Linked DNA regions of Mus musculus: region 2 is linked to region 1. Evidence: chromatin loops called from intact Hi-C (ENCODE). Cell type or tissue: heart. All regions are shown on one strand. Links, peaks and the distances in the headings refer to the core of each region. The heading gives the core; the rest is flanking DNA. Region 1 overlaps Plekha7 (pleckstrin homology domain containing, family A member 7). Region 2 holds the start of Plekha7 (pleckstrin homology domain containing, family A member 7).

Region 1 (16,031 bases), core at 3,586-8,585:
AAACCCAGAGTTTACTCTTACAAAATTAGCTCTAAAAGAAGAGCAGACCAACAAACTCCATGGTTTTAGGGTTAACAGTTCTGATGCCTCCATGATAGTGGTATGTTTGTCTGACTGCTTATATTTATAGTGTGCATAATAAGAAGATGTATCCATCTGGAGACTGGAGACAAAGCCCAGGTTATAGAATGCTTGCTTGTCTGGAGGCATAAACCGTGGGTTCAAGCGCTACCATAGCGTAAGACAGATCTGTCTTCCAGTACCTGGGAGGTAGAGGCAGGCCCCCCTCGGGGACAGAAAAGTTAGAGGATAGCCTGGGATTCATGAGACTCCTGTTTCTCCACCCCCACGAGAGAGAGGGGGGGGAGAGGGAGGGAGGGAGGAAGGAAGGAAGGAAGGAAGGAAGGAAGGAAGGAAGGAAGGAAGGAAGGAAGGAAGAAGAGCTACAGGTCTTTGGGTTTCCCAGCTGGAATGAGCACTTGGTAGTGGAAGCACATGAAAACACAGAACAACTGTGACCCTACCAGGGGTGACCCAGAAGGCAGCTGGACTTTCACCAGCTCAAAGGTAGCTGTGAAGCACAGCCTATAAGGATGGGAGACCATAGTCTGGTCTATAGAGTGAGTTCTAGGACAGCCAGGGCTATACAGAGAAACCCTGTCGGGGGGGGGGGGGGGGGAGATTGGAGACCATGATGAGGATAAAGGCCAAGGAACTCAAAGGCTTCTGGTGGGGTTGACAAAGAGGAGAGGAGGAGGAGAGGGGTCGAACTGCTCAAGTGTCCAGAGCAGAATTTCTTACCTTTGAGCTTACAGTAACACTGTAGTATTTATTTCGTGTGTGTCTCAGTGTATGTGTGTACAGTATGCATGTGACAGTCATAAGACAGCTTCCTGGAGTCGATTCTTTCCCTCTACAATCTGGGTTCTGGGGATGGAACTCCAGTTGTGGCAAGTATGTATCTGCACAGCCCTCTTACCAGCCCAGGAATTGCTTTTTTATTTTTATTTTTTTTAATTTATTTATTTATTTATTTATTTATTTATTTTAGTTTTTCGAGACAGGGTTTCTCTGTGTAGCTCTTGACTGTCCTGGTACTCACTTTGTAGACCAGGCTGTCCTTGAACTCAGAAATCTGCCTGCCTCTGCCTCCCAAGTGCTGGGATTAAAGGCATTCGCCACCACGCCCGGCCTTGCTTTTTTAAAGTATAAGTCCCTGAGTGTTTCCTGTCACCAGGACGTAAAGACCCATTGGGCTGGAGTGGCAGGCCCCTCGAGTCACTATCTCAATCCTTCATTCTAATGAGATGTAACAACCTCTGTAGCGTGAGTAACATAAACCAGCGTCCATGCACACGGGAAAGGGAATTTATTGATCCACACCCGGGAGGACCAGTGATGCATCTGGTTTGGGTGTGGGTACATGTGAGAACTTAGGCTGAGTCCTCAGGGCTCTGTTTCGCTCCCTCTACTTGCCATCCGTTTCTTGCTCTTGGCTTCCGTTTCAAACAACCCCTCACACAGGGAGGGCAGCAGGAGCTCAAGCCAGAGTCCGAGGACTGACGGTCTGGCCCTTTGTCTCCCCCTGAACCAGGCCCTGAGACTTTGGAGCCATAGCAGAGCAAGAAATAGTAAAGTCAGCACCTAAACCGGGTTGACCCAAAGTGGGGAAGGGTGAGCCCAAATGAAGGCAGAAATGCTGTCAGACATGCAGTGGATAGAAGTATAGGTTTGGGAGGTGAGATGTCCCTCAGATATGAGATACAAACCGGGTGTAGTGGTGTAATCCTGTAAAGGCAAGATCAAGAGAGCGATCCAATCCTCAGTAACATAGCAAGTTCAAGGCCAGCCTGGACTCCTTGAGACCTTGGTTTAAAAGGAGACCTAGAGCTGGCAAGATGGCTCAGCAGGTGAAGCACTCCCCACTAAGGAGTGCTAAATTCTATCCCCAGGAGCTATGTGGTAAAAGGCTCGCCATTCTTACTGCAAGTTGTGCTCTCACCTGCACACATGCGCCATGATACCTTCATATACTCAAACACACTCAAACACACATACAAAATAAGTAGGTAAATTAAAAAAAAATTGTAGAGAAGTCGGGGGCACATACCTTTAATCCCAGCACTTAAGAGGCAGAGGCAGGTGGATCTCTGAGTTCGAGGACAGCCTGGCCTACAGAGTGAGTTCCAGGACTGCCAGGGCTACACAGAGAAGATAGACAGACAGACAGACAGACAGACAGACAGACAGTAGAGAAGTACAGAGAAACTTTATTTCTGCATAACTTGGGGTTTCTGTGGAGAAGGCATTCGAACATTGACAGTGGCAAGTGTGACTGCCTTGTTTGGGTCTGCGTGCCCACAGTTAGATCCGCATACAACAAGAAGTAGCCACTGTGTAGGGTATTAAATGTTTCTTGTTCCCTAGACTAGCTTTAATCTGTACTCACCCCGGAGAGCCGAGGTTCTGGGTGGTCCTGGGGCTCTGATCATCATGGTTTAAATACAGGAGTGTTCTGCTGTGTGCTCCCAGATCAAAGCCCAAACAGTCCTGGCTAAACCATCATACAAGCCCTGTATTGGAAGGGCAGGACCTTTTTACCCTGGAACATAGCTAGACTAATGCCCCATCTGAATTCCTGCTCATTTTCCCATCTGTGTTGGAGTGTCTTCTTCTGACTCCAGTGAGCCATTGTTCTGTCCTGAGTGATGGGGCCGCATGCAGAACTAGGGTAGGACCTGTCCTTAGGAGGCTTTCAGTGTGGCAGGCCTTGACAGAAGAACCATGTCCAGTGTCACAGAGTCCCTCCTCTATCCTCAGCTCACAGTTTTAGTTGTCACCAGTACCTCTCCCCAAGCTGGCCGGGCTTGTGGGTGGGGGTGAGGGCCATGAGTGGAAAGACAGTAGGTGGCAGAAACTAGAGTATGGCTCTGGAGCAGCCGTTTCAGTGTGGTGATGGTGTCAGGCCGTAGTCCCATTTACACTGAGGAGTGTGTCAGGAGCGGCCTTCTGGAAGAAGTGGCACTTAAGCCAGGTTCCGACAGTAGGAGAAAGGACTGAGCTTGGGTTAGGGGTGGAGGGATGCTCTGAGATAAAGTAGATAATGTTTCCTGGAAGTCTCGGCTGTGCTGTGGGCTGAATGTGCTGCTGCCATTACAGGGACGTGGACAAGGTGGAGCGGCAGGCCATGCCACAGGCCAACCACACTGACGCCTGCCAAGAATGTGGCCACGTGGGACCTGGGCACTCGAGAGACTGTCCTCGTCGAGGCTATGAGGACTCCTATGGCTTCAACAGGAGGGAGCAGGAGGAGGAACGCTTCCGTGCTCAAAGAGACCCACTGGAGGGCAGGAGGGACAGGAGCAAGGCCAGGTCCCCATACTTGCCAGCTGAGGAGGATGCCTTGTTTGTCGATCTACCTGGTGGGCCCCGAGGCCAGCAAGCACAGCCACAGCGAGCCGAGAAGAACGGGGTGCCACCTTATGGCCTGGGAGAACAGAATGGGACCAATGGGTACCAGCGGACTGCTCCTCCCAGGGCCAACCCAGAAAAACACAGCCAGAGGAAGACCGGCCTGGCCCAGGCAGAGCACTGGACAAAAGCTCAGAAGGGGGACGGCAGGAGGTTAGTCTAATGTGATAACAAGGGTGGGGCCGGTCGGGTGCTGTCATTTCTCCAGTACCTGCTCAGCTAATTAACCGCTCTACCTCTATGTGAATAACCTTAACAGTCCTCCACAGGAAGGTGGTAGCTCTAATTTACAGACCAGAGAAATGGGCTTGGAGAAGGGAGGTAGCCTACCTAGGACACACAGCTTAGTGGCAAGGCTGTGTTTAGAGTGTGGTCTGTGGACACAGATGGCCAACAGTGTCAGTAGCTGATCAGCTTTGCACTGCTGTCCCTCTGCTTCCAAGGAGTCTCTGTAGACTCTTGAGAGCACTGAGACCCAGGTGTCACCTCCCAGATGCCTGGAGGAGCCCCGGGAAGAACCCAGGTATTGTGGAAACTCATCCTGTCATTGGTAGGGGCTCATTTGAAGAAAAACATTTTATGTTTATGGGTGTTTCCCTGCATGCATGTCTGAGTACCAGATATGGGCTAGTGCCCATAGAGACCAAAAGAGGGCATTAGTTCCCCTAGAACTGGAGTTAGAAACAGTACCATGTGGATGGATGCTGGGAACTAAGCCTGAAGCCTCCGCAGGAGCAGCAAGTGCTCTTTAACAGCCAAGCCATCTCTCTAGACCCTTTCTTTCTTTTTTCTTTTTAGACAAGGTCTCATTATGTAGCCTGTTTGGCCTGGAACTCACTGTGTAGACCAAGCTGGCCTTGAACTCATAGAGCTCCACCTGCCTCTACCTCCCAAGTACCATGAGGAAAGACGTGCACACCCCACCCAGCCAGAGCTAGTTTCAGAGTTTAAATCTGAAGGCAGTGGACAGTAGGAATGAAGGAGCCACCAGAATGCCTGGCTCTCGAGACCTTTTCATGGGAGAAAGTCCTTGCAAAAAAAAAAAAAAAATTAGACCATTGAGCTTCTAACTCGTTGTTGATGAAATGGGACTCCACAAGGCTCTCACCACCCACAGACCTCGTTATTCCTCGCCACAATGGCCTGCCCTGTGGAAGGCACAAAGGTGGTGTGTGTCAGGGAGCTGAAGGGAGGGGGATCAGCAAGGGGAGGAGAGGCAGTGGCACTGAGGCTGAAAGCAGAGTGCAGAGAAGATGCACATTGGCCCTGGGGTTGTACCGTCCTAAAGGGGCTGCACCCCGTGTTCCCAGATATTTGTCCTTAAAGATTATGTAGCTGGGTTTCATGGCACATGTCTGTAATCACTAGAGGGTGGCTGTAAGTTCCAGGCCAGTCTGTTCTACACACACACACATACATGCACATACACACATACACGCATACACACACATACATGCACACACACTCACGAAAATATATATAAGTATATGGTAATTTCCTATGGTAAGTGACCAATGGGTCTGGCTCCTTAGTGAAGGAACTTCCTCCATTTTCCATTTGAAAACACAGATAAAGAAGCCAGCTATCTCACCTTAGTGTGTTGTAAGACTGTGCTGACCTCCTTGTCACTGGACAGAGCACACAGAGGCATTGGAAGGAAGTCCACATAGGGAACTATTTCTCACTTATCCCCATATTTGAGATATATCTAGATTGCATCTCCTGTAATTTAACGCTGTTGGGATGGGGTTAGCAAGAGTCTTACATACCGGTACTTAGAGTCCTCGCCTTCTACTTTCACCGGCACCCAGTGTTTAAAGTAAAGTGTACTTATAAAATAAAAAGGTGGGTGGGGCCAGGGATTAAAAGCCGATCAGAGGGAACACAATAGGAAATGAAAGGCTTGCATGATTGACGTGGAAGCGAGGGTGAGGGATTTCTTCAGCAAACAGGAGCAGTCACAAAAGTTGACCTTACATTTGGCGTGACTGTCTTGCAGCCACTTTCTCAGGATATCCTGTTTAATTTTTCTGGTTTTGGAACCACAGGGCAGGTGGTTCCTAATACAGGACTATGTAAGGCCAGGTTGGACACATGTCTGTTGTCAAGACAGAGGCTGCCCCAGGAGCACCCACCTGCTCCTGGGACCTATCCTGCCCCTCCCTCCACTAGCCAGTTAATCATTATAGTTTGGCTGCAGGAGCCAGTGGCCACCATCCTACTAATGTCTGAGGTCTCCCCAAATGGTAGACAGTGCATAAGTGGGAAGCAGGGACTGAGGACAGCCTCCGGATTTGGGATACTTAATAGTGGGAATGGGGGACTGTGACCATCTAAACATGGTAGGCAGGTACTCTGCATAGGCTGTAGAGACAGATGGACGGAGCAGTCCCACATCTGCTGACTGCTTCGGCCACCACCCACCTCTGAGGATTTGGGAGCTGCTACCACATTAGACGTGGGCTTTGGGAAAATGAATGGAAAACCTCTGCCACCTAGTGGCAAGCAGGCACACCTGCATGCTAGACAGGTTTGGGTTGAAGTGATCTTAAAATTACCTCAACTGAATGAAAAGAAACTGAGAAAGGGAAGCTGCCATATTTGATGGCACCTATTTCTGTCCCTCACGATGGTGAGTCAGAGGGGCTTATTATCCACGTTGTGCAGAGAGGCGAGTGAGGGTAGAGCAGAAGAGATGGACGTGAGGTCAGACGATATGAGTGATGTACTAGGATTGGAATAGCATCCTTCAACCTCTGGGGCTGTTTAACAGGGTGAAAGTACCCTGCCCAGAGGTTATTATTCATAGATCTCCTGGGCTGAAAGACCTACATTTTGAAATTATATTTTATATAGGGTCTTGATCCCAGACTGGCTTCTGGTCTGTTTATGCCACACTGGGAGTTGAACCCAGGGCTTTGTGGATATTAGACAAAGACTGTTAAAACTGAATTATATCTCTATCCTGTATTTCTAAGATTTTTAAAAAAGATTTATTTTATTTTATTTTATGTGTACCATGTGTGTGTGTTCCTGCTGTCTGCAGAGGTCAGAAAAGAGAGTCAGAGCCCCTGGAACTGGAGTTACAGATGGTTGTGAGCCACCATGTCGGTGCTGAGAATTGAACCCAGGTCCTTTGTAAGAGCAGCCAGTGCTAAGGCATCTCTCCAGCTTTTACTTTTAACCAAAAGTAATAACTATGGGAGTAGAGAAATGACACTTGGCACGAGTGATTCTTGTGCAGTTCCACCCATGTCAGGCAATCCCAGTGTTAGGGGGCAGACAGATGGATCTGGGAGCTCACTGGCCAGCTGCCTTAGTCAGACAAGAAGTTCTAGGCTAGGGAGAGACACTGTCTCAAGGGAAGGGGGCAGAGAATGTTAGAGCAGGACCCTTGATGTCCTCTTCTGGCCTCCAGACACAAACATACATGGGTGTGCCCACTCCAACACATGTGCATACACACACAAACATAATCATACATTTGAAAAAGTAATAGTTATATATTGATGGAACAGATGGGAGATTTTGGTATATGCATACATTGTGAAGCTGTTGAAACATTAATATTCATCACCTCACCCACATATCCTTATGTAATGTGGTAGCAATAATCACTCTGTTCTTTGAGAATTCTGAAGTTATTATTATTAGCTGTGGTCCCCATGTTGTGTACAGTGGGGCTCTGATACATGCTCACGTGAAAGTCTGCACAGCTGACCAACATCTCCTGCTTCATCTCTGCCATCGCCAGCCTTACTCTTTGCTTCTCTGCATCCCATGTACAAGCGAGAACATGCAGTGACTGGCTTAATTCAGGAGCCTGCCCTTTGAATAAAGCCTCAGGTATTGCTGCTGCTGCTGCCGCCTCCACTGACCATATACTCAGAGTTAGCATCATCCCAGAGCAATGACTGACACACAGTGATGTTTTTGTTATAAGTTTGCCATGTGAAGTTGATGAGACAGAGTTAGGATTTGAACCCAGGCTTCTGTAATCCCAGAGCCTATTCTCTTTACAAGGTCACACTACCTTGCAGATTAGACTGAAAAAAGCAAACGACAACAAAAAAGAACTTAGAGAGAGAGAGAGAGAGAGAGAGAGCAGACAGACAGACAGACAGACAGAGGTGGGGGGAGCGCACACACACTTGAGCAGGCACATGGATGCTGCAATGCACATACAGCATTTAGAAGAACACTTTTGGGAGTCCATTCTCTCCTGCCACCGTTGGTTCTGGGGATTTAGTTCAGATTATCAAGCCTGCTTGGCAAGCACTCTATGTACTAAGCCATCTCACTGGCCGTAAACTGTAAAAAAAAGTTTGAATTTATGTTCTGAATGTTTTGCCTGAGTGTATGTCTGTGCATTGCTGTGCATGCCTGATGCCCATGGAATTCAGAAGAGGGAGATAGATCTCCTGGAACTGGAGTTACAGGTTGTTATGAACCTTTTGTGGCTGCTGGGGATTGAACCTGGGCCCTCTGGAAAAGCAGCAAATCTCTGACTGCTGAGCCATCTCTTCAACCCCTAGTCTTTGACAATGTTTCCTGTATCCTAGAATGGCCCAGAACTTATTGCACGGCTGAGGACGCCCCTGAACTTCCTTTATTTAAAGATTGATTTACTTATTTAATGCATATGAGTCCACTGTCACTGACTTCAGACACACCAGAAGAGGGCATCAGATCCTGTTACAGATGGTTGTGAGCCACCATGTGGTTGCTGGGATTTGAACTCAGGACCTCTGGAAGAGCAGTTGGTGCTCTTAACCGCTGAGCCATCTCTCCAGCCTGATCCTGAACTTCTTACCCTCCAACTTCTACCTCCTTATTGCTTTTATAGGTGGTGTGTACCACCACGCCTGTCCATGGAGGGAGGGGAAGCCGTGTCAGGAAGGTGCATAACATGCTAAGGCTCTCAGGATGTATTTTCCCTTACTCAGAACCCTAGATGAAGCACTAATACTACCTCACATACAGGTAGGGAAACTGAGGCTCAGAGCAGTCAGTAAGCCTCCTGCAGTCATGTCCAGTGTATGTAGAATTCAGATTCAAAACCTACTTTTTGCTTTTTGCACAGTGAGAAGTTACTGAGGTAGGGGGCTCCGTGGTGGACAACCAATGCGGGATGCTCATGGTGTGTGAGGGGGAGGCGGTGAGGGTGCTCCTCCATCCCTGGCAGTCTAGGCTGCTGGTCTCAGTCCTGGAGGGAGCAGTGAGAAAACAGCGGGACCTCAGGGTAGGTTGTAATCAGATGTTAGAGAGCCCTGAGTACCAGGCAAGGATTTCGAGGGCACTGAGGAGGTTCAGAGCACACTGGAGTGATGAGATCAGGTGACCATGTACAAGAAACACATCAGGAGGCTCTCAGAGTTCTCTGTAGGAGGGAAGGTACCAGTGTCTGGGTTAGAAGGGTAGCAAAGAGAAGACATCCCTCCCCACCCGCCTCCAGCCATTTTCTTTGTGAGTTTTGAGGGTTGGTGCTAGGTTCCCAGGCAGAAGGAGAGCCTCTCACCCCAGAAAACTCTTGAGACCTTCCAGACCAACACACCTTGCTTGTCATTGACAACTGGTAAGAGAGGAGAGACGGTTTAACCACACCGCTCCAGGAGTGATGGGCACAGGAACCCTGCCGTGGTCCCAGCTCTCAGAGAAAACTGGTTCTGGGTTCAGTGAGAAGCCCCAGGTGTCTGCGTCAGTCGCTGTTTGGGGTCCTGATGTCTCCCCCACAAGATGACCCTGTGGATTTCCTTAGCTGTGTTGCCTTGTGTGATGGCCTGACATGTTCTTTGTCTTTCTCAGCTTGCCCTTAGACCAAACACTTCCTCGCCAGGGTCCCAGCCAGCCCCTGTCCTTCCCGGAAAACTACCAGAGTCTTCCCAAGAGCACTAGACATCTTTCTGGGAGCTCGTCACCCCCTCCCCGGAACCTGCCCAGCGACTACAAGTACGCACAGGACCGAGCCAGCCACCTGAAGATGTCCAGTGAAGAGCGCCGGGCACACAGAGACGGCACTGTGTGGCAGCTCTATGAGTGGCAGCAGAGGCAGCAGTTCCGTCACGGCAGCCCCACCGCACCCATAGGAGCTGGCTCCCCAGAGTTCACCGAGCAGGGTCGCAGCCGGAGCCTGCTGGAGGTGCCCCGCTCCATCTCCGTGCCTCCGTCTCCTTCTGACATCCCTCCTCCTGGGCCTCCAAGGCCCTTTCCGCCCCGGCGGCCACATACACCAGCAGAAAGGGTCACAGTGAAGCCACCCGAGCAGAGGAGGAGTGTGGACATCTCTCTGGGGGGTTCTCCCAGGAAGGCACGGGGTCATGCTGCCAAGGTGAGGCCTGGGAACTTCTACCAGGTGACTGGGATCTTGTATCGAGAGACAGAGTCACTCGGTGGCTGCCTGGCAGCCTGTAAGTCAGGAAACAATATAACAACCCAGCTGAGGTCGAACTCTCAGGGCCTTTCAGTTTGCTGTGCTGTGCCCAGTGAGAAAGGTGTCCATTTCAGACACCAGGCTCCTAGGGCTCAGAGAGATGGAAGGACGCATGGTGGGCAGTCCTGGTAGTGAGTGGCTGAGGTCTCCTTGCCTGGCCTCAGTCTGGCTTCTTTCCTGTCACAGAACTCCTCTCACGTGGACCGGCGTTCCATGCCCTCCATGGGCTACATGACCCATACAGTGAGCGCTCCCAGCTTACATGGAAAATCGGTAAGCTGCCCCTCACTTCCCTCTCCAGGTGACTGACATACTGTAGAATCCAGGACCCTAGGCCCATAGCACTCTCTCCCTTGGAGCCAAGCTTCCAATCCCTTCTGGGTGATGAGGAGACAGGCCCAGTGAGCACTCAGGCCCTGCAGCAAGCCCTCCAAAGACTGAGGAAAGTGGAGGGGACTGCTGGGCTGGCCCTCTCTTCGGATTTTGTAAGAAGTATATTCCAGCTACTTGCTCTCTCCTTCGGCACCTCTCCTTTCTTCCCTGGCTTTCACTATGATTGGTTAACTCTCCCTTCAAAGCACTCATCCTTCTGGGTGAAGCGGAGCTGGTGGCTTCCAGTGCCCTATGCTGGCGGTGCCTCTATTTGCCCTAACAGAGGCCAATGCGACCATTGCCTGGCGGTGTCACGTCAGAGTGGTCCTGGCACTGGTGAAGAGTAGAATTGCAGCGGTGTGCCCTGCGGTGGCTGACTCCCTCCCCATGTGTCTGCACGCCCACAGCTGGAGGAGCTCTCGCTGCTGCTCACCCGGTTGCAGCGGCACCAGTCCAAGTTGGCCAGCGTGCGAAATTTCGCCGTGGGCCAGTTACTACACCACTACTTGACCTTTCCCGCCTGCCAGGTCAGCGCCGGTGGGCCCTCCTGGGCCCCGGCAGGGATGGCCTGCCTCCCATGTCTCCCCGTGCCGTGCTCTGGTCTGTCCTGCTGGCTGGCTCTCTGCCTCTCCCCTTGCCTGTTTGCTTCTGGGTGCTACAGCTAGTGACTGTGGGCGCGGTGGAGCGCCCCCCTCTGGTGCAGGGGAGGGGCTGCATGGGGTGGGACAGACCTGAATCTCGCTTCTTGAGCTGTGGAGAGTAGCAGGCTGCTTCGTGGTCGTCTTGTCTAAGAGCTGTGCCCTGTCAGCATTATTGCTCATTGAAGACATATGTGGGTCAGCCTGGAGGGAAATGTAGGGCACCTCCGTTTGCTGAACAGTCCTCATCTCTTGTCCTGTCTAGCCCTGTGGGCACCTTAAAGGGGTGGGATGGAACTATCATGGGACAAGAGGATCCTAAAGGAGCAGTAACTTACCAAGAGCTGGCAGGCTGGAGCCAGAATCCCAGTCCTACTGGGGTTAGTTTTAAATAGCATCAGGGCCTTGGGCTTGGTACCCAGGCTTCCTGTGATTGCCCTGGGATTGGCTGTCTTGTGTTCCTGGAGCAGCTAAGGGAAGTGGACTCTTGCCTGAAACGTTGTCCTTGGGTAGCAGTGGTTCGTCCAAGTAAGCCTGGTCCCTCCGTGCAGCACAAAGCCAGGAAGAGGACACACGGGATTGCTGGGATGGTCACATTCCTTCCCTGACCCCTTTTAGCAAGACCTGAAGGACTCAGGAACTGTAATTAGAAAGATGAGTGTAAGAAAGGACATGTTAAAAAAAAAAAACAAGCAAGCAAGCAAACAAAGTTAAGTTGTGAGACTTAGTGGGCTCAGTGGCTAAAGAGCTTGCCATGCAAGTGTAACCCTGTAAAGGCTGGGTGGATGTGGCCATCCTCCTGTGATTCCAACTCTAGAGCAAGCTGGCTAGTTAGACTAGTTAAGCACATCTGTGAGCTCTGGGTGATAGAGCCCACCTTATAAATAAGGTGGAAGACTAATGGAGTGCTTATACACTTGTTCCCCCACATGCAAAAACATGCATATATGCATGTATATCACATACAGAGACACACAGCAAAAGGGAAAAGAAAAAAGTCATAAGTCCTGAATTTGACTTATAGCATTCTCCAGCTGTCTTTTCTTGTCCTGTTCAAAGTGTGCAGGGACAGTGACTTGGGGGAGTGGGATGAGGAAGGAGGCAATCCAGGGAAAGAAATAAGCTTATGCCAGCTCTAGCATCCCTTAAAGACAGGGCTTCCATGCCTAAGGCACGATATGAATGTCTCATGTGTGTGTCGGTGACCGTCTCACACCAGAGCTATGCACCTTCCCCATCCTTGGCTTGCACAGCTGGACACCTCAGTTCATTAAGAACATGGTATCTGGACCACTCTTCAGCTCTTGCCACTCCTCTGCCTCAGTTAGCTTCTGTGATCTGCTTGCTGAACAGGAGTGTGGCTTGTGGGGAGCCTTTTTCTCAATAATTACACCGAAGAGCTTGATAGACCATTGAAGACACCACAAGCAAGTCTTACTCAACAACTCCCACACTAGCTCCTAATATGGCTGCTGTGGCTTCTTACTGAACAAAAAGAGCAGGGAAACTTCCAGCAGCGGTTACTTATCCCTCTGGAGTCTAAAGTCATACCGGGTCTTCCTGGATCACCCAAGTCATTTCTCTCTGCCTTTTCCAGTCATCCATCCACATCACTTGGGGTCTTGTTACTTCATGCATGTGACAACACAAGGCAAAGATTTGATGCCAACAATTGGAATAGCTGTGTCAATGGGATCCTGGCTTCGAGTGTGGCGAGTGCTGTTCCGGGCAGATCTTCTGGTTCTGCCTCAGGAGCCTAGCATCTGCCTCATCTGCTCTTCTGCCCTAGCCCTCTTGTTGGGTCCTTCCCATCATACCGCAATGGGTGCAGGGATAAGCTGGCTATCCCCACTGTGACCCATAAACTCTGCCATGCTGAAAGAGGGCTCTGAGTTGCAACAAGACATCTGTGCTTCCTCTGTAGCCTGGTGTGTTGATCTGCTGTGGTCCCGTGTCTCCAGTGTAATGTGAATGATCTGCTTTCGAAGACCTGGGTTATTTAAACCATGGTGTTTGTAACTGTCCTGTTTTGCTTTTTTCTCTCTGCTTCCTGGGAAGGCTGATGACACCTACCTCCAGCTGAAGAAGGACCTGGAGTATCTGGATCTGAAGGTGGGTGGTAGCCACTGGAGAGATTGCTTAAGGGTTAGGAGTACTTGCTGCTCTTGCAGAAGACCCCGGTTCAGTTCCCAGCACCCACCTCAGGTAGTTCACTTACTAATCAGTTCTAGAGCATTTGATTCCCTTAGACCTCTCCAGGCAGTCCAAAGGCACATAAGTTCACACAGGCACGCACACTACCTTTAAATAAAGGTAATAAGTCTCTAAAGATAAGTGGCATCTGGATTCCACCTACCATGGACACTCATCTTTCTGCAAGTATTACTTACTGGAGCCCAACTCAAGTTCCAGACCCTAAGTGAAAACCCTTGTCTGAATCAGGAAAAAGTCATTGCTTATGGTCTGACTCTTGTGGAATGGCTTTGTGAGCCCTGTTATAGGATCTCTGGCTTAGACAATATGAAGGTCATGGTTTTGATCTGTTGCTTCCCTTGGTGTAGAGCCAGAGGTTCCTGGGAAATAGCCAGTGGCTTTGCCAGAGCCTCTGCTGCTGGCAGGGGTGTGTTTGGCTTATAGGGAGTTGGTTGGTGTGTGTGAGGTGCCTGTGGGTACTTGAAGCTCAAGCCCTGGCTTAGCCTTTACCACCGAGCTGAAAGGGCCCAAAGAAAGCTGCTGCTGAGTTGCCACAACCCACAAGCTTCCTCTGGTGACAGCCCTCCTCATGCCTGAGCTCTGGGACAGACTGGAGGAGGGAGTGTAACCTTAGTCAACCCAGGGAAGGAAGAAGGTTGTGGACCACGTTTATCTTTACTGCACTGTATCCCTGGCTCAAGACATTTCTGATGCAGGGATTGTCTCCCAGCCTTGTAGGGCTCAGCTGTAAACCCTTGTGGGGGTTTCCCATGCCTTAGGTGACTTAGACCTTTGGTTAGATATCTCCTAGTTCATGCATCTGTTAAGCACTTGCTGTATGCCCAGCTTTACAAAAGACAAGGGCAGATGCAAAAGAAAAACTGAAGGCCCTAGTCTTAAGGAATTTCCGAATAGTATGGGTTAGGGAAGGAAAATATCCCAAATGATAGTGTATACAGTGACCATACAAACATCTGTCTTGATCAGTTCTGAGCTGGGGTCATGAGAAGTCCATGGGCCGTGAGCGAAAGGCTTCTAAGGCAGTGGGGAGCATGTGAGCAGAGCTTTGAAGAATCATGGAGATGAGCAGCCGTGATGAAGTTGGTAGGGACCGAGTAAGCCAAAGAGAGTCGCTGCCATGCAGTGGTGATATTAGAGCCATGGAGTGAGGTGGAATAAATCCTATTGACTCCCGACTCTGTCATAGGCCTTATAGGGAGGAAGAGAATGGAGGAAGAGAGACAGAGGCACGAGGCTTCGGTGCGCGAGTCAGACAGAAGCCGAGTAGCGACAGCCCATGTTCTGAGTCTCACTGTACCACATTAGCTTACAACGTAGTCCCATAAGGGGGTAAATTACCTTCTCAAAGCCGCACCGGAGACAGAGATACATTTGCGTCCAGCACCCTCTCACCCTAAAGCTCATATCTACCTCGCTACCTGCCTTAAAGCACATGCCATTTATGCTGCCATGGTCCCTAAGGCAGTAAACTTTTTGGAGAGCCGAGCTTGGGTTAGGATGGCAGGGAATGGGTTTGATGGACTGGAGAGGCAAGTTGCTTCCTGGGGGAGCTTCCTTAGCTATGTCACCTGAGGAGGTATTCTGGATGCTGGCATTATCATGAGAACAGCTGGGCTTGTAGCCAGAGTTTCCTGGTTGTGTATCTGCTACTGTAATTACTAAGCTCTTCTCAGGGAAGTAGTCCAGGGATGAACCTCTCCTGCAGCTGGAAGAGGCTTGGCTCTGTCTACCCAAGAGAGAGAAGAGCAGTTGTGTATGAAGTAATGATCAGAAAAGCCAGTGTGCTTGCATGGCTTCCATCAGAGGGCAGGGACCTGGCTGCCATGCACAGATCCAGGAGAGTGGTCCATGATGCAGACCACTACAGGATGCAGAGCCCAGGGTCAAGGGCCTACAAAGGACTATGCTTACAGATGTTCAAAGTCTGCTAAGTGTAAATGTGCCATTCCAGTTTCCTGTGTCGGGGTCGCAGTCCAGGAGGTTAGGCACATCTCTACTCTGCCTCCCGTGATGTGCTGATGTCACCTTTGAACTCAGGTTCCCCTCTTCCCCCATGTGTTTTCTGTGGCTCTGAAGAGGATTAAGCCAAGCAGATGGCAGCTATAGGCAGACGGACGGTTCAGTTGGTAGAAATGGTCTTCTGAAAGGGCTTTCTCTGTGGTGGTGAATGTCCTCTCACAGGGCCACACAGATTGGAACCTATGGATCCTATAACATGCTCGGCAGGATGTCCTTGAAATGAGGGGGGATATGGATGCAGGTACTGTAGGTAGAGACAGCACGAGAAGAGGTTCACACACCCAGGAAAGTGGATGCACTTGAATGAGCCCAGAGGACCACCCTGGGCATGAGAGACAAGCTGTGCCCCTCTAGGACCATCCTCTATGGGATTGAACCTCCAGCCTCATGCAAGCAAGCACCCTACCTCTGAGGCATATTCAACTATGTCACCAAATCTCTTTTTACTTTATGATTATTAATAAATTCTCAGGCTAGCATTGAATTCACTTTGTAGCCCAGGTTGGCTTTGACCTTGCACCAGCCCCTCAGGTAGTTGGACTGTGGTCGCCGCCAAGGTGTGGTGAGTGTGTGAGCGTGTGCGCGCGCACGTGCATATACACAAATGGTTTGCTAGGGGTACAACGTAGGGCCTGTGCTTGCTGGGCAGGTGCTGTGACACTGCTTTCTCCCCATCCCTAAGATGAATTTCTCTAGAGAATACTTCCCTTGCCCACATCTGATCTATGGATTCCCTCACTCTGATATGTCAACCTAGGTTCTTCTATGTTATTGTTCTAAGAGCTAAAGATTCAGGGCCCATCACCCCTCTGGGTGTCCTGAGTTCACTGGTGGTGACTTCTCCCTAGCACCTTCCACAGGCTCCTCTCCCTCGGGTGAATATCCCT
Region 2 (16,031 bases), core at 6,475-11,474, 150 kb before region 1:
AGCTATACAGAGAAACACTGTCTCAAACCCCCCCCCCCAAAAAAAAGAAAGAAACCAGAAGAAGAAGAAGAAGAAGAAGAAGAAGAAGAAGAAGAAGAAGAAGAAGAAGAAGAAGAAGAAGAAGAAGAAGAAGAAGAAAGAAGAAGAAGAAAGAAGAAAGAAGGGGAAGGGGAAGGGGAAGGGGAAGGGGAAGGGGAAAAGAAGCAGCACATTAAAAATTTGGGGGGGGGGGCAAAGGGGTTGCAAGTATAAAAGCTTAAGAAGCCCTCCCTGGTCTGGACTTCGTTTCAGTATCCTAAAACCAGAGACAACTCTTATCTTGTCCACCTCAAAAAATGTATATGCTCAAGGAGCTAAAGAGATCTGCAACCCTGTAGGTGCAACATTATGAACTAACCAGTACCCCGGAGCTCTTGACTCTAGCTGCATATATGTATCAAAAGATGGCCTAGTCAGCCATCACTGGAAAGAGAGGCCCATTGGACACGCAAACTTTATATGCCCCAGTACAGGGGAACACCAGGGCCAACAAAATGGGAATGGGTGGGTAGGGGAGTGGGGGGAGGGTATGGGGGACTTTTGGGATAGCATTGGAAATGTAACTGAGGAAAATACGTAATAAAAAAAATGTATATGCTCAATCTATCTTAAAGCCACCCTCATAGAACCAACTCAGATGAAGAACATGGAAAATCTCCTTTTAAAATAATTTTTAAAAATATATATTTATTTTATTTATATGCGTACACTGTAGCTGTCTTCAGACACACCAGAAGAGGGCATCAGATCCCATTACAGATGGTTGTGAGCCACCATGTGGTTGCTGGGATTTGAACTCAGGACCTTTGGAAGAGCAGTCAGTGCTCTTGACTGCTGAGCCATCTCTTCAAAACATAAAACACCTATTGTTTGTTTTTATCACCTGGAAAGATTTCCATGACAATGGGTTGAGGAACCATCACTTTTTTTTTTTTTTTTTCTTCAAGACAGGGTTTCTCTGTATAGCCCTGGCTGTCCTGGAACTCACTTTGCAGACCAGGCTGGCCTCGAACTCAGAAATCCACCTGCCTCTGCCTCCCGAGTTGCTGGTATTAAAGGTGTGCGCCACCACCGTCCAGCAATGAAACTTCACTTCTTGTTTTGATTAATCAAGTCAGCCTGGGACAGAACTGACATGGCCTCTCTGAATCCAGACTTCAATGTCCATCTTACCTGTAAAGTGCCTCTCCTTAATCTCGGAGAGGGAATGTGAAAGATGGTGTAGTGTGGTTCCTAAGCTTCTGTACCTTAGAACCACCTGGGAAGCGTTCAATAACGCCAAGGTCACATCACACACCATTGGGGAGGTCCAGGATGGCTTTGTTTTGTTTTGTTGTTTTGGGTTTCTTCCCCCTAAAGCACTCAAATAATTCTAAGGGGCAGTAAAGCTTATAGCTATACAAAGAAATGATCTGCAAAGGCTATGTTTTCTATGTGTCTGTCATCTCATTGAATTGGATCAGGGACTCACACATGCAACATAAATCTTCTGTCGCTGAGATAGCTCCCCAGTCCTCACATTTTTAGGGGGTGTAGTTTGAAATAGGTCTATAAAGCCCAGAGAGGCTTCAAACTTCCTATTATAGCCTGGCTTTGAACTGTTCATCTTCTGAGATCCATTTTTCAAATGCTTGGGTTATGAATGTGGAACACCCACTGGGCCTGGTGTATATTTCACATAGGGCATTTCACCTCAGTGTAGGTCAGAGGTAACTCATGTGTGAGCAGCTATTATCTGGGCATGTAGAGCTAGAGTATACAGCACAAACATTTTTGCTGACAATTTGCTGGGTTATGTTACTAGTAATTGCAAGAGATTCTAACTCTGGAGCAATGGCCCAGTGGTTAAGAGCACTCCCGACTCTATCCAAGGACATGTGTGTGTGTCCTAGAATCTGAGGCCCCTGTGGGCATTCACAACCACACACATGGAGGAGGAAGAGGAAGAAAAACTCTTTTACAAGAGTCTATGTACAGATTTTGCTGTTACTGTTTTACTTATGCATTTAAACATGAAATGAAGTCTCTTGCATTATTTCTCTGCAAAGTCCTGTGCCTTCACCATCACAGTTGCGATTTATACAACTATGCTTTATCATTGCTTTTATTCTACTTTTGAGACCAGGTCTTGGAATGTAGTCCAGGCTAGCCTTGTATTCTATTCTCCTGCTTCAGTCAGGCAAGTGCTCTACAACTGAGTTACCTCCCCAACCCTCATTGCTGTAATTTTCTTCTTCTTTCTGTCTTTTTTTTTTTTTCTTCAAGACAGTAAATTATGTAACCTTGAAAAATAAGGGGTTGGGGGCACTGACTGCTCTTCCAGAGGTCCCGAGTTCAGTTCCCAGCAACCACATGGTGGCTCACAACCATCTGTAATGGGATCTGATGCCCTCTTTAGTGTACCTGAAGAGAGCAACAGTGTACTCACATACATGAAATAAATAAATCTTTAAAAAAACAAACAAACAACCAAACTATGTAACCTTGGCTGTCCAGCAAATAAATAATCCTTAAAAAAACCAAACCAAAACAGAGGTGGGCATTGGTGGCACACCCCTTTAATCCCAGCCCTTAGGAGGCAGAGGCAGGCAGATTTCTGAGTTTGAGGCCAGCCTGATCTACAAAGTGAGTGCCAGAACAGCCAGGGCTACACAGAGAAACCCTGTCTCAAAAAAACAAAACAAAACAAAACAAAAAAACCCCACAAAACAACAACAACAACAACAACAAAACAAAAAGAAGAATTATTTATTTATGTATATGAGCACACTGTAGCTGTATAGATAGTTGTGAGCCTTCATGTGGTTGTTGGGAACTGAATTTAGGACCTCTGATTGCTCCGGTGGGTGGGCCCCACTTGCTCCAGTTGGCCCTGCTTGCTCTGGCCCAAAGATTTATTTATTATTATAAATAAGTACATTGTAGCTGTCTTCAGAATGGGGCATCAGATCTCATTAGGGGTGGTTGTGAGCCACCATGTGGTTGCTGGGATTCTAACTCAGGACCTTTGGAAGATCAGTTAGTGCTCTTACCGGCTGAGCCATCTCACCAGCCCCAAACCCAAGTTCTTAAGAGGAGCAGCCAGCACTCTTAAGCATTGAGCCACCTAGTCATGTCTCTATCCCTGTTTCTGTTGTGTGAGATAGGGTTTCTATGGCTGTCCTGGAGCTCACTATGTAGACCAGGCTGGCTCCCAACTCAGAGATCCATCTACTTCTGCCTCTCTGTTGCTAGAATTAAGGGCATTTGCCACCAAGTGCAGCCTCGATGAAATTTTAAAACCAATATTGGCTAATGTACTTTGAGAGTGCTATACAGTCAAGTGTAACTTTTTTAGAGGGACTGCTCTTTCAAAAATTGGTATTATAATCTTGAGGTGCACCTACCTGCCTGTTTGTCAAGATTCTTTGTTGTGAAACCAAATGCTGTGGCCTAAGAGATGGACTGTTATTCAACCACTCACCTGTAGGAAGCCATTTCTAGATTTTGTCCATACAGATGAAGCTGCTGTGAATATTACTAATATATAAATGTACATATTTATAATAAAAACACACCATTCTCTGGGATAACTCATGAGTACATGTGATTAAAATATTTTTTATAAAGAATCTTTTTTTTAAGATTTATTTTATTTATTATATGTAAGTATACTATAGTTGTCTTAAGACACACCAGAAGAGGGAATCAGGTCTTATTACAGATGGTTGTGAGCCACCATGTGGTTGCTGGGAATTGAACTCAGGATCTCCGGAAGAGGAGCCAGTGCTCTTAACCACTGAGCCATCTCTCCAGCCCGATTAAAATATTTTTATTTCTTATTTTATTTTTATTTTTTTGTGTGTGGTTTTTCGAGACAGGGTTTCTGTGTACAGCCCTGGCTGTCCTGGAACTCACTCTGTAGACCAGGCTGGCCTCGAACTCAGAAATCCGCCTGCCTCTGCCTCCCAAGTGCTGGGATTAAAGGTGTGCGCCATCACGCCTGGCTTATTTATTTATTTAAAATTTCTGCACAGCGGCGATCCCCTTGCTTCAGTTTCTCAGGTAGCTGAGACTCAGTGTGCACCACTGCTCCTGGCAGAGACACCAGCAGTGCCTTATTCAGAGCATCATTCTTTGGAATGAGGTGCCTGACCGGAGCTTTCCAATTTCCTCAGCTTTCTATTTTTTTTTCAAGATTTATTTATTTATTATATGTAAGTACACTGTAGCTGTCCTCAGATACTCCAGAAGAGGGCATCAGATTTCGTCATGGATGGTTGTGAGCCACCATGTGGTTGCTGGGATTTGAACTCGGGACGTTCGGAAGAGCAGTTGGTGCTCTTTACCACTGAGCCATCTCACCAGACCTTATTTTTTTTATTTTATGTGTATACATTTGTATATAATTTTGCCTGCATGTGTGTATATGCCCCATGTATGTATGCACCACATGCATACAGCATGCTCTAAGTTCAGGAGTACAAATGGTTGTGACCCAATATGCTGGTTGCTGGGACCCCAACCCAGGCAGGTTCTCTGCAACAGTAGTATGCAGTCTTTATTTCTTTTAAAGATTCTATCTATCTATCTATCTATCTATCTATCTATCTATCTATCTCTATCTATATCTACCTACCTACCTACCTACCTAGATATTATGTATACAGGGTTCTGCCAGCATTTATGCCTGCAGGCTAGAAGAGGGCACCAGATCCCATTACAGATGGTTAGGAACCACCATGTGGTTGCTGGGAATTGAACTCAGGTCATCTGGAAGAACAGCAAGTGCTCTTAACCTCTGAGCCATCACTCTCAGCAGCTGAGCCACACTGAAGAGATGTACTATTTCATGTCAGATAAATTCCCATGGGGTTGTCCGGTCAAAGCAATGTGTAACAACTGCTGCCAAACTGCCTTCAAGGAATGTCTTAGGGTTTTCTATTTCCGGTGAATAGACACCATGACCAAGGCAACTATTATAAAGGACATTCAATTGGGGCTGGCTTACAGGTTCAGAGGTTCAGTCCATTGTCATCAGGTGGGAGCATGGCAGCATCCAGGTAGGCAAGGTGCAGGAGGTGCTGAGAGTTCTACATCTTCATCTGAAGGTTGCTAGCAGAATACTGGCTTCCAGGCAGCTAGGATGAGGGTCTTAAAGCCCAGGCCCTCAGTGATACACCTACTCCAATAAGGGCCACACCTCCTAATAGTGCCACTCCCTGGGCCAAGCATATACAAACCATCACAAGAAGGCAGAATCATTTTGTAGTCCCAGCAACAATGAACAAGAATGGTTTTCTTTTTTTTTTTTTAAAGATTTATTTATTTATTATATGTAAGTACACTGTACCTGTCTTCAGACACACCAGAAGAGGGAGTCAGATCTCATTACGGATGGTTGTGAGCCACCATGTGGTTGCTGGGATTTGAACTCAGGACCTTTGGAAGAGCAATCGGGTGCTCTTACCTGCTGAGCCATCTCACCAGCCCATGGTAATCTGACATCTACGAAATAGAATCTCCCACTGTAATTTTCATTTGTATACTTGACGGTCAACTACCTTCCCATATGCTTAAAAGCCACTTGTGTTTCATTTCTATTAACTGTGGTGAGTTCATATTCTTGTCCATTTAATATATTGCTTTCAAATGAGTGTTTAATAAGACATGCTATTTCCCTATGTTCATTTGAAGAACTGGGTCAGAGGCTGAGGGCTCTGCATCCCCAACCACAGCGCCTTTCTCCCTCCTGACTGCTTCAGAGGATCCTCTGGAACAGCAGTCATGTCGTGGTCACCCTCAACGACAAAATTATTTCATTGCTACTGTTAAGAATCGTAATGCAGCCAGGCAGTGGTGGCGCACACTTTAGTCCAGCACTTGAGAGGCAGAGGCAGGTGTTTTTCTGAGTTTAAGGCCTGCCTGGTCTACAGAGTTCCAGAACAGCCAGGGCTATATACAGAAAAACCTTGTGTCAAAAAAAAAAAAAAAACGGAGAAGAAGAAGAAGAAGAAGAAGGAGAAGGAGAAGGAGAAGGAGAAGGAGAAGGAGAAGGAGAAGGAGAAGGAGAAGGAGAAGGAGAAGGAGAAGGAGAAGGAGAAGGAGAAGGAGAAGGAGAATCATAATGCAGGTAAATATCTGATATACAGAATAGATATCTGACATGCTACCCCAAGGGCTCGCGACCCACAGGTCAAGAAACACCGGGAGAGCTCCGGCTGTGCCCCCTTCAGGGTCCATCCTACTGATCTCTCATTCCAGTGCCCAGTGCAGACAGTTGCACCCTCTTGTGAGACTCCTTAGACCCGCAGCTTTTGTCTCTGCAAGGCTGGCCTGACCCTTGCCCAGCGCCTAGCTTCCGGCTGCTGCTCCGCCCACTTGCAATGTGACAGAGTGTCTGAGTGTTTTGCATTCTTCTGCTCTTCTGCTGCTGAGGAGTTGCAGTTTAAAGGCTGAGGCAGATAGTTCAGGCGCCCAGGTCCTGGAGTTTGGGGCAGACCAAAACCCCTTCTCTTGTCCAACTGACGCAAAAGAGTAAACACACAAACGTCAATTAGGAGCAAATGAGTGAGCTAAGGGTTTCCTTTTACTCTGGGGGGTTCAGGAGCGCTCCCCAAGACCTAAGTAGGTAAAGAGCTCGGCTTGACAGCTCTTCCAAAATGAGAGCAGGGAGATCCAGACCCAGCATTCTCTTTTTTGCCTGTGATCTCTACAGCTTCAGAAGGGGGGGGGGGGGGACGACACGCATTTTTTTTTTTTTAATTTAAAGATTTATTTAATGTATGTGAGTACACTGTTGCTCTCTTCAGACACACCAGGAGAGGGCATCGGATCCCATTACAGATGGTTGTGAGCCACCATGTGGTTGCTGGGATTTGAACCCAGGACCTCTGGAAGAGCAGTCAGTGCTCTTAACTGCTGAGCCATCTCTCCAGCCCCTACCTTTTTGTTTTTTGAGACAGAGTCTCATAGTAACCCGCGCTGCACTGAAACTCTGTCAAGCAGTTCTGTGTCTTCCAACTCTCAGCAATCCTTCTGTTTCAGTTTCCCCAGGCCTGGAATCACAGGCAAGCTTTTCTCCTATTTTACATTAGACTTGGAGGTTGCTCCGGAATCCAGCAGAAACCTGTTCGGTGTTCCTTGTCTAAGAAAGAAGCACACTTCCGGGGTAGGGGGGAGGAGAAGCAGAGGTGTGCAGGTCGCCTGCTTTTCCTGGAGCAAGGGTGTGTGTGTCAAGGGTGGGGGATGGGGGGGGGCTAGACTGTTCCTTCGCCCGCGAGTCTCGGGGACAAAGGCTGCGGGGCCTTGTGCCTTGCTCCGGCCGGCCTTCCACCAGTGAACTTTGGAAGCACCGGCCGTGACCTCGAACTGCGAGTCACCAAGGCTGGGAGCCCACGCTGCACCCACCACAGGGGAACCCAGTAGGGTCGGTCCAAGTCCCTCTTGTCTCAGCCCCTCTCCACTCCTTCCTGCTCTCCCCCTCATTTCTTCCAATGCACCCTTCTCCCTATCCCTCCTCAGATCTTGTCCTCCCCTCCCTATCCCTACCCAACTCCTTGTTCCAACTCCTAGTTACTCCAGCTCCCCGTTTCTCGTCCCTCCCACTCACTCTGTCCAACAACTTGCACCCCTATCTCCTCGCCCCGCCCCTTACCCCGCCCCTTAACCCATCCCCCCCCCTCCCCCGGCCCGGGGCTCAGGCGCTGGGCGAACATGGCGGCTGCGGTCGGGCGGGACACCCTACCTGAGCACTGGTCCTATGGCGTCTGTCGGGACGGCCGCGTCTTCTTCATCAAGTGCGTGAGGGGCGGCGACACCCGGACGGGGTCGTGCGCTGGGGCTGGGGCCGCGGGCGGGCGTGGAGGGCGGCGGCGCTAACAGGTGCACCTCTCCCGTAGTGACCAGCTCCGCTGCACGACCTGGCTGCACCCGCGGACCGGCGAACCGGTCAACTCGGGTCACATGATCCGCTCAGGTGGGCGCTGGGTCGGTGCGGGATGCAGGGTGCGGAGCGGGGTCGCCACGGCTGCGCTAGTTTGACCAACTTTTCTCGCCTTCCCGCAGACTTGCCGCGCGGCTGGGAGGAGGGCTTCACGGAGGAGGGCGCCAGCTTCTTCATCGAGTAAGTGAATCCGCACCGCGGCCGCACCTGCCTTGCTCTCCCGCAGCCTTGGCGGGCTCGGCGCTCGGGGTTTGTTTGCTTGACGGTGGCGGGCTCGGGGGGACGGCTGCGTACGGGGGTTCGCAGCGCCGCAGGGGGCCTGGCCAGGTCCCGCCCGCCGGTGGCCGAGCCTGCAAACTCCAAGGCTCCCCCGGGACACGCCTACCCCGGGGGCCTGCGCTGGGCACAGTGGCGGGTGGCGGGGAGTAGGGCTCGCGTGGGTCGGGAGTGTGGCCTGAGGGCTTGGGCGTGGGGGAGGGGGAAGAGGGGCCCCGACGCTACTCTAGCCGCGCTGGCTGGGCTCGCCGTGGAGAGTTGGAGCGCGACCCGGGCCGCCGCATCCTTGCTTCTCAGGGATGGGATGGGGGTGGGGCTCCCAGGCAGCCAATGATATTCCTGGAACTCTACCCGCGCGTCTTCGGCGGGCGCCGAACGCCGAGGAACGCGGACGATCTGCTCTGCCCGGGCTAGTAGAACGGGAGCTTTGCCGCCTGAGCCTCTGGGCGCTGTCCCAAGTTATTCTTGGTCTGTTGGTCCGCGTGGATCTGATCTCGAAGTTGTAAGGGGACACGAGTGTACAGTCTTCACTTTTCCCAGTCGGGCAAGGTGCCTGTGTTGCAGCGTTCCTCCCTCTGCTTCCTGTGGGTCCTGGGAGTCAGAACTTGCCTTTGATCGTTTGCCCCAGTCAGTCGGTGCCTGGCATAGAGTAGGAGCTCTGTAAATGTTTGTTTATGGAATGAATGAACTAGCCAAAGGTCTGGCGCTCCATGGTTTGACTGGCACTCGGTGTACTGTGCGCGACCGTGACTCAGAATTCATTTCTTCACCAACTTGGAAACAATGTTTAGATCTGGATCAGAATATGTGAAGAAAGTCCCCGAGCCTCCTTTGTCACATGGGACTCTTGTATAGTGGCTGCTGATGGATGTGCTCTATGCAAGGGAGGTGCTCACTATTTCTGTTCGTCAATTTGTAACCCACGGGAGGAAAGGGAACAAAGAGTGAACAAATAATAATAGCAGGTAACGGTGACTGCTGTGCGGAAAATTAACATGAGGGGATGTGACTTGAAGTGATTGGATGGCTGATGGGACTGGTAGGTCCTGATGACTTTTTTTCTGAGCAGGTGACATTTGGAATTTGAATGACAAGAAGGACCCTTGCTGTGGTGACCAGTAGGGGCAAAACATTTCAGAAAAATGTTTAAGGAACAAAACCCTTCGAGTTCAATGAGGGGTTGGGGATTTTGCTCAGTGGTAGAGCTCTGGGGGAAAAAAAAGTTCAGTGAGCAAAAAGTCTTGTGTGGCTTGGAGGAAGTGACCAAGGGCGAGGATGGCATTAAAGGAAGGCACAGGAAGGGAGGTAAAGGATGAAACTGGAGCAGGGTAAAGAGCTGCTGAGCTCTATCCTGAGACCAGGGAGAATGCAGACGTTTTAAGGTGGCTTGGTATGTTTGGCAGTTTTTGGGAGTATGGCGTTTGGGTGGAGAGCTGTGCCAGGGAGGTAGGAGAGCAGCAGGAAGCTGTGGCTGTGGTCCAGAGCAGACGTTAGTGGGGGGGGGGGTGAAGCACGGAGATGGAGAGCAGGAGTCAGATAGAGGCTGTGCTCTGGATGCAGAGAGAGAGAGAGAGAGAGAGAGAGAGAGAGAGAGAGAGAGAGAGAGAGAGAGAGAGAGAAAGAACGAGAACACTCCTGGGGGCCTGGGGAGATGATGCTCCGTTCATAAAGTGCTTGCCATGCCAGCATGAGGACTCACATTCCATCTCATAAAAACCCAGGTGTAGTAACAATGTGCACGTGTAATACTAGCGCTGGGAAGGTAGAGACCGGAGAATCCAGGGCTTGCCACCCTGTCATCCTAGCCTAAGCTGCAAGCCCCAGGTCCCAGCAAGAGACTGCTTCAGAAAATAAGTGGGTATTTAAGAAAAAAACATGTGAGGTTGGGCTGGCTTCTGGCTTTTACATTCACAGGAACACATATACGTGTGCACTTGTACACACAGGAATACACACAAGTACACATACTGCACATGCGCGCGCGCGCGCGCACACACACACACACACACACACACACACACACACACAGATGATTCCTAGAGGTGAGAGGTCCTGAGTGGGTAGGTAGTGCTCATATCTTTGAGATGGAAAGGCTGGGAGAAAAACAGGCTTGAATAGGTGTTAAGAAACTCTATATTTTGTTCTGTTATATATAAGATGTGAATATATCATATAGATCAGCCATTCTCAACATGTCATTAACAAATTATCCTTTTTCAGGGGTCGACTAGGATCATCAGAAAACACGTATTCACATTATGATTCATAACAGCCAAGTGACAGTTATGAAGTAGCAGCATTAGGAAGGTTGAGAACCACTGATACAGATTTATGAATCTGAAACTTGGGTTTGAGAGGGAGAGAGGCTTGCAGAGACCCATCTGAGGATACCTGTGTGTGATGTCATAGGGAGTAGGTGACGTCATCAAGGACAAGTGTGGGCCAAGAAAGTCTGTCCCGGTTTGCTTGCTGTTGTCATAAGCACCATGAGCAAATGCATAGTTAGGGAAACTAGGGAAAACAAAGGTTTGTTTCAGCTTATACTTCTCATCCCAGTTCATCAGTGAAGGAAGTCAGAGCAGGAAGTTGAGCAGGAGCTGAAGCAGAAGTCATGGAGGAAGGCTGCTTATTGGCTCACTCTAGCCTGCCAGCCCACTTTCCTTAGGCTTACATGTGTAGGATACAATGGTCCACAGTGGGCTGGGCCCTCCCACATCAATCGTCAGTCAAGACAATTCCCCGCAGACATGTCCACTGCAGGACAGTCTTCAGTTGAGGCTCCCTCTTCCCAGGCTACAGAAACTAAGCAGAACAATGCTCTAAGCCTGGGGGCGGGTAGTGGCTGAGATCAGGAAAGGCAAACTTAAGAGGACAGACTGAGAAGGTGAGAAGATGTGTAGTCACAGGGACCTCCAGAACAGGAGACTGCCACCCATGGTAAGATGGGTAAGAAACACCTGTCCAGGAAGGGCAGTACATCTTCCTGGAAGTTTTTTTTTTTAATTCTTCTCTTTTTTTTTTTTAATATTTATTTATTTATTATATGTAAGTACACTGTAGCTGTCCTCAGACACTCCAGAAGAGGGAGTCAGATCTCGTTATGGATGGTTGTGAGCCACCATGTGGTTGCTGGGATTTGAACTCCTGACCTTCCGAAGAGCAGTCGGGTGCTCTTACCCACTGAGCCATCTCACCAGCCCCTTCCTGGAAGTTTTGCTGCAAAGAAGGGTCCAGGCATTGGCTGATAGCTGGAGATTGTGTGGGTAGAGGGAGGGTGTCTTAGGCTTTTATTGCTGTGAAGAGACCCCATGACCAAGGCGGCTCATATAAAGGACATTTAATTGGGGGTGGCTTACAGTTTCAAAGGTTTAGTCCATCGTCGTCATGGCAGGAAACAGGCAACATAAAGACCAGCATGGTACTGGAGATGTTGCTGAGAGTTCTACATCGTGATCCAAAGGCAGCCAGGAGGAGAGTGGAATTCCACGCTGGGTAGAGCTTGAGCAGAGGAGTCCTCCAAGCCTTCCTCCCACAAGGCCACACCTCCTAATAGTGCCACTCCCCCTGGGCCAAGCAATCAAACACAGGAGTCTGTGGGGTCCATACCTATTCAAACCACCACAGAGGGGCTTGTTCTTTCCAGGGAAAGATGGTGCAGCATCTTATTTTCTGGACCTGGGGGGTGGGTGTGGGGGAGATAGATGTAGGAAAAAAACTGGCAGTTATTGGAGCAGAGTTTCTGTGGAGGTGAGAGGGAAGGATGCCAGTGTGTATCTCAAGGTCACTTACTGGGACACCGAGGAGAGGTGGTGAGTGTTTTGCAGTAGTGGCACAGCCTTGAGTTGAGTTGGATCTTCCTGTGATCCTGCAGTCTGTAAACTCTAGGCTGCAGCCTCAGCACTGGGATTTTATCCCTGTTGCAACTCTTCTTCGATCACTCTGTCCCTGCTGCCACCACTCCCTCATCTGAATCCTCCCACACTTTTTGGAAATGACTACCCATAGCAACATTGACTGTGGCCCCTCCTCTCAAAGGCTGCTGGTGCCAGTAGGTCGGAATCCATTGTGTTTTCTACATGATAATTTCTCAAGAGGCCTCTTTGTCCCACCCCCCCCCCCCATGAAGTTTTACACCTATCTGCTTACTAAAGAGTTTTTTTTTTTTTTTTTAGTTACTACATTTGATTGTGTGTCACCTCCAAACCTTGTCCCTAGCCTTTTAGACATGTGTGTCACCCCTCAGCCCTTGTCCCCAGCCTTTGGTTTTCTGAGACAGGATCTTCCTGTGATCCTCAGACTGGTCTTGGATTTAAGATCCTCTTGTCTCTATCTCCTGAGGGTTGGGGTCACAGGTAACTGCATCTTACTAAACAGATTAATACCATCTGGACTCTGTTTCTTTTTCTTTTCTTTCTTTTTCTTTTTCTTTTTTGATTTTTCAAGACAGGGTTTCTCTGTATAGCCCTGGCTGTCCTGGAACTCACTCAGGCTGGCCTCGAACTCAGAAATCCGCCTGCCTCTGCCTCCCAAGTGCTGGGATTAAAGGCGTGCGCCACCACTCCCGGCTTGGAGTCTGTTTCTTTATTTTAGTTTATTTCTGCGCTTTTGGCTACACTTTGCCTTCATGGTTCTCACAAGTACAGGTGAGGTGGTGCAGACTTCCCCTTTAATAAAAAGATACTGGGCTCTGAGATGTTTTCATTTTTCCATGAGTCTCCTGACTGGATAGCAAATATCACAGTAGTTATGATAGTGTTATCTACACCAACAATGAGAATAGTGGCAATTATATGTCTTTTTTGTTTTTTTGTTTGTTTGTTTGTTGTTGTTGTTTTTTGAGACAGTCTTGTGTCCCTGTGTCCCTGGCTGACCTTCAGGTCACAGAGATCCACCTGCTTCTGCCTCCTGAGTGCCGGGATTAAAGGTGTGCACGCCAAGCCTGGGCCTAATTTGTTTGTTTGTTTAGGACAGGGTCTTGCAGTTTAGCCCGAGAGCTGGTCTCACAGGTAAGCACCTCCACCACATGGTGCTAACTTAGTTGAGGTCTTGGAGAAAATATCAGGACCTGCTATTGCTATTCATAGCTGTTGTCTGATTTATTTACTTAAAGACAGGGTCTCACTCTGCAGTCCAGCTGGCCTGGAACACTTAACATCCTCCTGCCTCAGCTCTCCTGAGAATGTCTCAGGATTATAGGCATGTATCACTGTACCTAGCTTTTGGTTTTGTTTTGAGATAGAGCCTCATGTACTGAACCTAGGTCCTTCATCAGGAAGTCATGGCTCTAGTCTAGTCTTTGGGGTTTTTTTTTGTTTTTGTTTTTTTTTTTGTTTTTTCGAGACAGGGTTTCTCTGTATAGCCCTGGCTGTCCTGGAACTCACTTTGTAGACCAGGCTGGCCTCGAACTCAGAAATCCGCCTGCCTCTGCCACCCGAGTGCTGGGATTAAAGGGGTACACCACCACGAGTGGCTCTTTGTTTAATTTTTATTTCGAGACAGAACCTCACTGGGCTGCCCAGGGCAGCCTTGAACTTGGAACTTGGACACTGCCTTAGTGTCCCAGCAGTTGGGAGTTACAGATCTGCGCCATAGTTCAGCTCTAGGCAAATGCTCGTCCTGCCTCAGCCACTTGTGTGCTTGGTGGTGTGTATGTGTGTGGAGTGGGGTGTTGGCACACCACACCCTGCTTGAAGGCTGCTCCTTGAGGGCAGACCTGTTCACTGTTTCTGAGGCATTGGCACACAGCCCAGGCCTGGACCTGCTTCCGCCCTCCGTATTTATGGAAGAGGATGTGTCCCCATGAAACCTTGGGCAGTCATTAAGTAGTCCAGTCTTTATTTATCAATTCCTGGCTGAAGAGGAGACTTGTGTGTGGAGCAGAAGCGGGGAAGCCAGGAGTGGGCCTGTTGGGGCTGGTGTTTACACCCAGGCATCTTGGAGTCAGTCACTCATTGGCAACAGCAACACTCAAAGCAGGAACCTGGCCAGGAGAGGCTCAGGCAGCCTTCTTTGGCTCCTTGGTCTCATGAGCTCAGCACTCTGCATCTGGGTATTTTCTCATCTATTGGCAATTGAACTAGATCCCCCCTTTTCCCTGGCTTCAGGGCCTTGGCATCTTCTGACTTTGCTCCAAGGTCCTGACAGGGATCAATCTATCACACAAAGTGCCACTTAGCTTCAGGTCCTCCAGCCTTAGCTTTGTGGACTTGGGTCATCCTGTGTAGGTACCATTCCCTAGGCAGTAGGACTTGGGAAAGATTCACTGAAGGCTTGGAGTGAAGTTGTTTTTCTGCTGTTCCCCTGTGCTGTGGCCTGCAAACATTTTAGGGGCGGAGTCTATAGCATAACTTTCAGGTCTCCAGTGCAAAATGAAAATGGAAGGAGCCTACTGAAAGGGGAGGGTGCCATTGGAAGTACTGTAGTAAAATGGGTGTGGTGGCACATCGATTTTAGCATGTGGGAGGAGGAGGAGGCAAGGCCAGCAAGAGTTCAAGGTCATTCTGGCCGTTCAGTCTGGGCTACTTGAGACTCTAGATATTGGAGTCTCTGTCTCCAAAACCCAACAACAAAACAAAGCTGCTGTGTACGCCAGTGTGTTCAGCCAGCAGTTAGCATTCTAGAAGTGGAGGCAGGAGGATCCAAGAGTTCAGGGCCATCTTCAAAAATGGATTGAATTGTAAGAAGCCAGCCTAGGTTGCATGAGCCCCTTTGTCAAGCTAAAGGAGACAAATCCACAAATCTACAATATAAAATGTGTTCCGGGCTGGTGAGATGGCTTAGTGGGTAAGAGCACCCGACTGCTCTTCCGAAGGTCTGGAGTTCAAATCCCAGCAACCACATGGTGGCTCACAACCATCCGTAATGAGATCTGATTCCCTCTTCTGGAGTGTCTGAAGACAGCTACAGCGTACTTACATAAAATAAATAAATAAATCTAAAAAAAAAAAAAAAAAAAAGTGTCCCTTTTGCAGTCCCCCCCCCCACCCCCGCCCCAGACTTGTCATGGTTTTAAAAATTTGCTATTTCATGTCTTTTTTTTTTTTTCCCTCTGAGACAGAGTCTCACTGTGTAGTCCTGAATATCCTGGAATTTGCTATGTAGATCAGGCTGGCCTCAAACTCACAGAGGTCTGGCTGTCTTTGCCTCCCCAGTGCTGGGATTAAAGGTGTGCATCACTGTTTTCTGGTTTGTTCAATATCATTTTAAATAAAGAAAAAAATTAAATATATTATATATGTTTTATAGCTCATCTCTATATCAAATATAATCATTTATTTAAATGTCAATATCAGGTCATTCACCTCTAATGCCGAATGATTCATCAGCACCATATCCCACTGTAAAATACAGTATAAGAGTGGGCAGGCTCAGGGCACTGTGGACAGGGTGAGGCACATGCTGGCCAAGTGGGACATAGGAGGCTGGGAGAAGCAGGGAGAGCTGGGGTGGTGAGAGCCACAGCTTCTAGCCTCCTTCAAAGACACCCTGCTGTGGACCATACCCAGTTCTTAGGGCATGCCTTCAACTTTTCAATCAGTTTAAACACAGAGTGAATCAGATGTGAAAGTCATCAAGGGGGAAGTCCCTATTAAATGGAAGGCCCTTTAGAAAAACTATTGGAGGCCGGGCATGGTGGCGCACGCCTGTAATCCCAGCACTTGGGAGGCAGAGGCAGGCGATTTCTGAGTTTGAGGCCAGCCTGGTCTACAAAGTGAGTTCCAGGACAGCCAGGGCTATACAGAGAAACCCTGTCTCAAAAAACCAAAAAAGAAAAAGAAAAGAAAAACTATTG

What was found. Hi-C counts contacts between places; a loop is a spot of excess contacts. Peaks named below come from ENCODE experiments on the same cell type or tissue, not always from the same donor. Only the 100,000 strongest peaks of a DNase experiment are listed, where the experiment ranks them.
Region 2: a loop joins it to region 1, with 2.4 times the contacts of the local background. A loop is called at or near these places in 2 of 42 quality-filtered maps.

Annotation. Positions count from the first base shown.
Region 1 is chr7:116,151,625-116,167,655 of GRCm38, reverse strand. Plekha7 (pleckstrin homology domain containing, family A member 7) reads left to right here. Exons shown (of 27, transcript NM_001305185.1): 10 at 3,160-3,624; 11 at 9,277-9,799; 12 at 10,088-10,174; 13 at 12,970-13,023. Among named protein-coding and RNA genes, the nearest start is that of 1110004F10Rik, 66 kb to the right of the region's middle. In heart, for the core only: a CTCF peak has its summit at 5,980 (motif pointing left); no DNase peak of the experiment used is centred there.
Region 2 is chr7:116,300,037-116,316,067 of GRCm38, reverse strand. Plekha7 (pleckstrin homology domain containing, family A member 7) reads left to right here and starts at 7,692. Exons shown (of 27, transcript NM_001305185.1): 1 at 7,692-7,817; 2 at 7,920-7,996; 3 at 8,086-8,143. The coding sequence starts at 7,735. In heart, for the core only: no CTCF peak of the experiment used is centred there; DNase peaks (open chromatin) are centred at 7,437, 7,877 and 8,557; H3K4me3 peaks cover 2,750 bases; H3K27ac peaks cover 2,329 bases; H3K27me3 peaks cover 889 bases.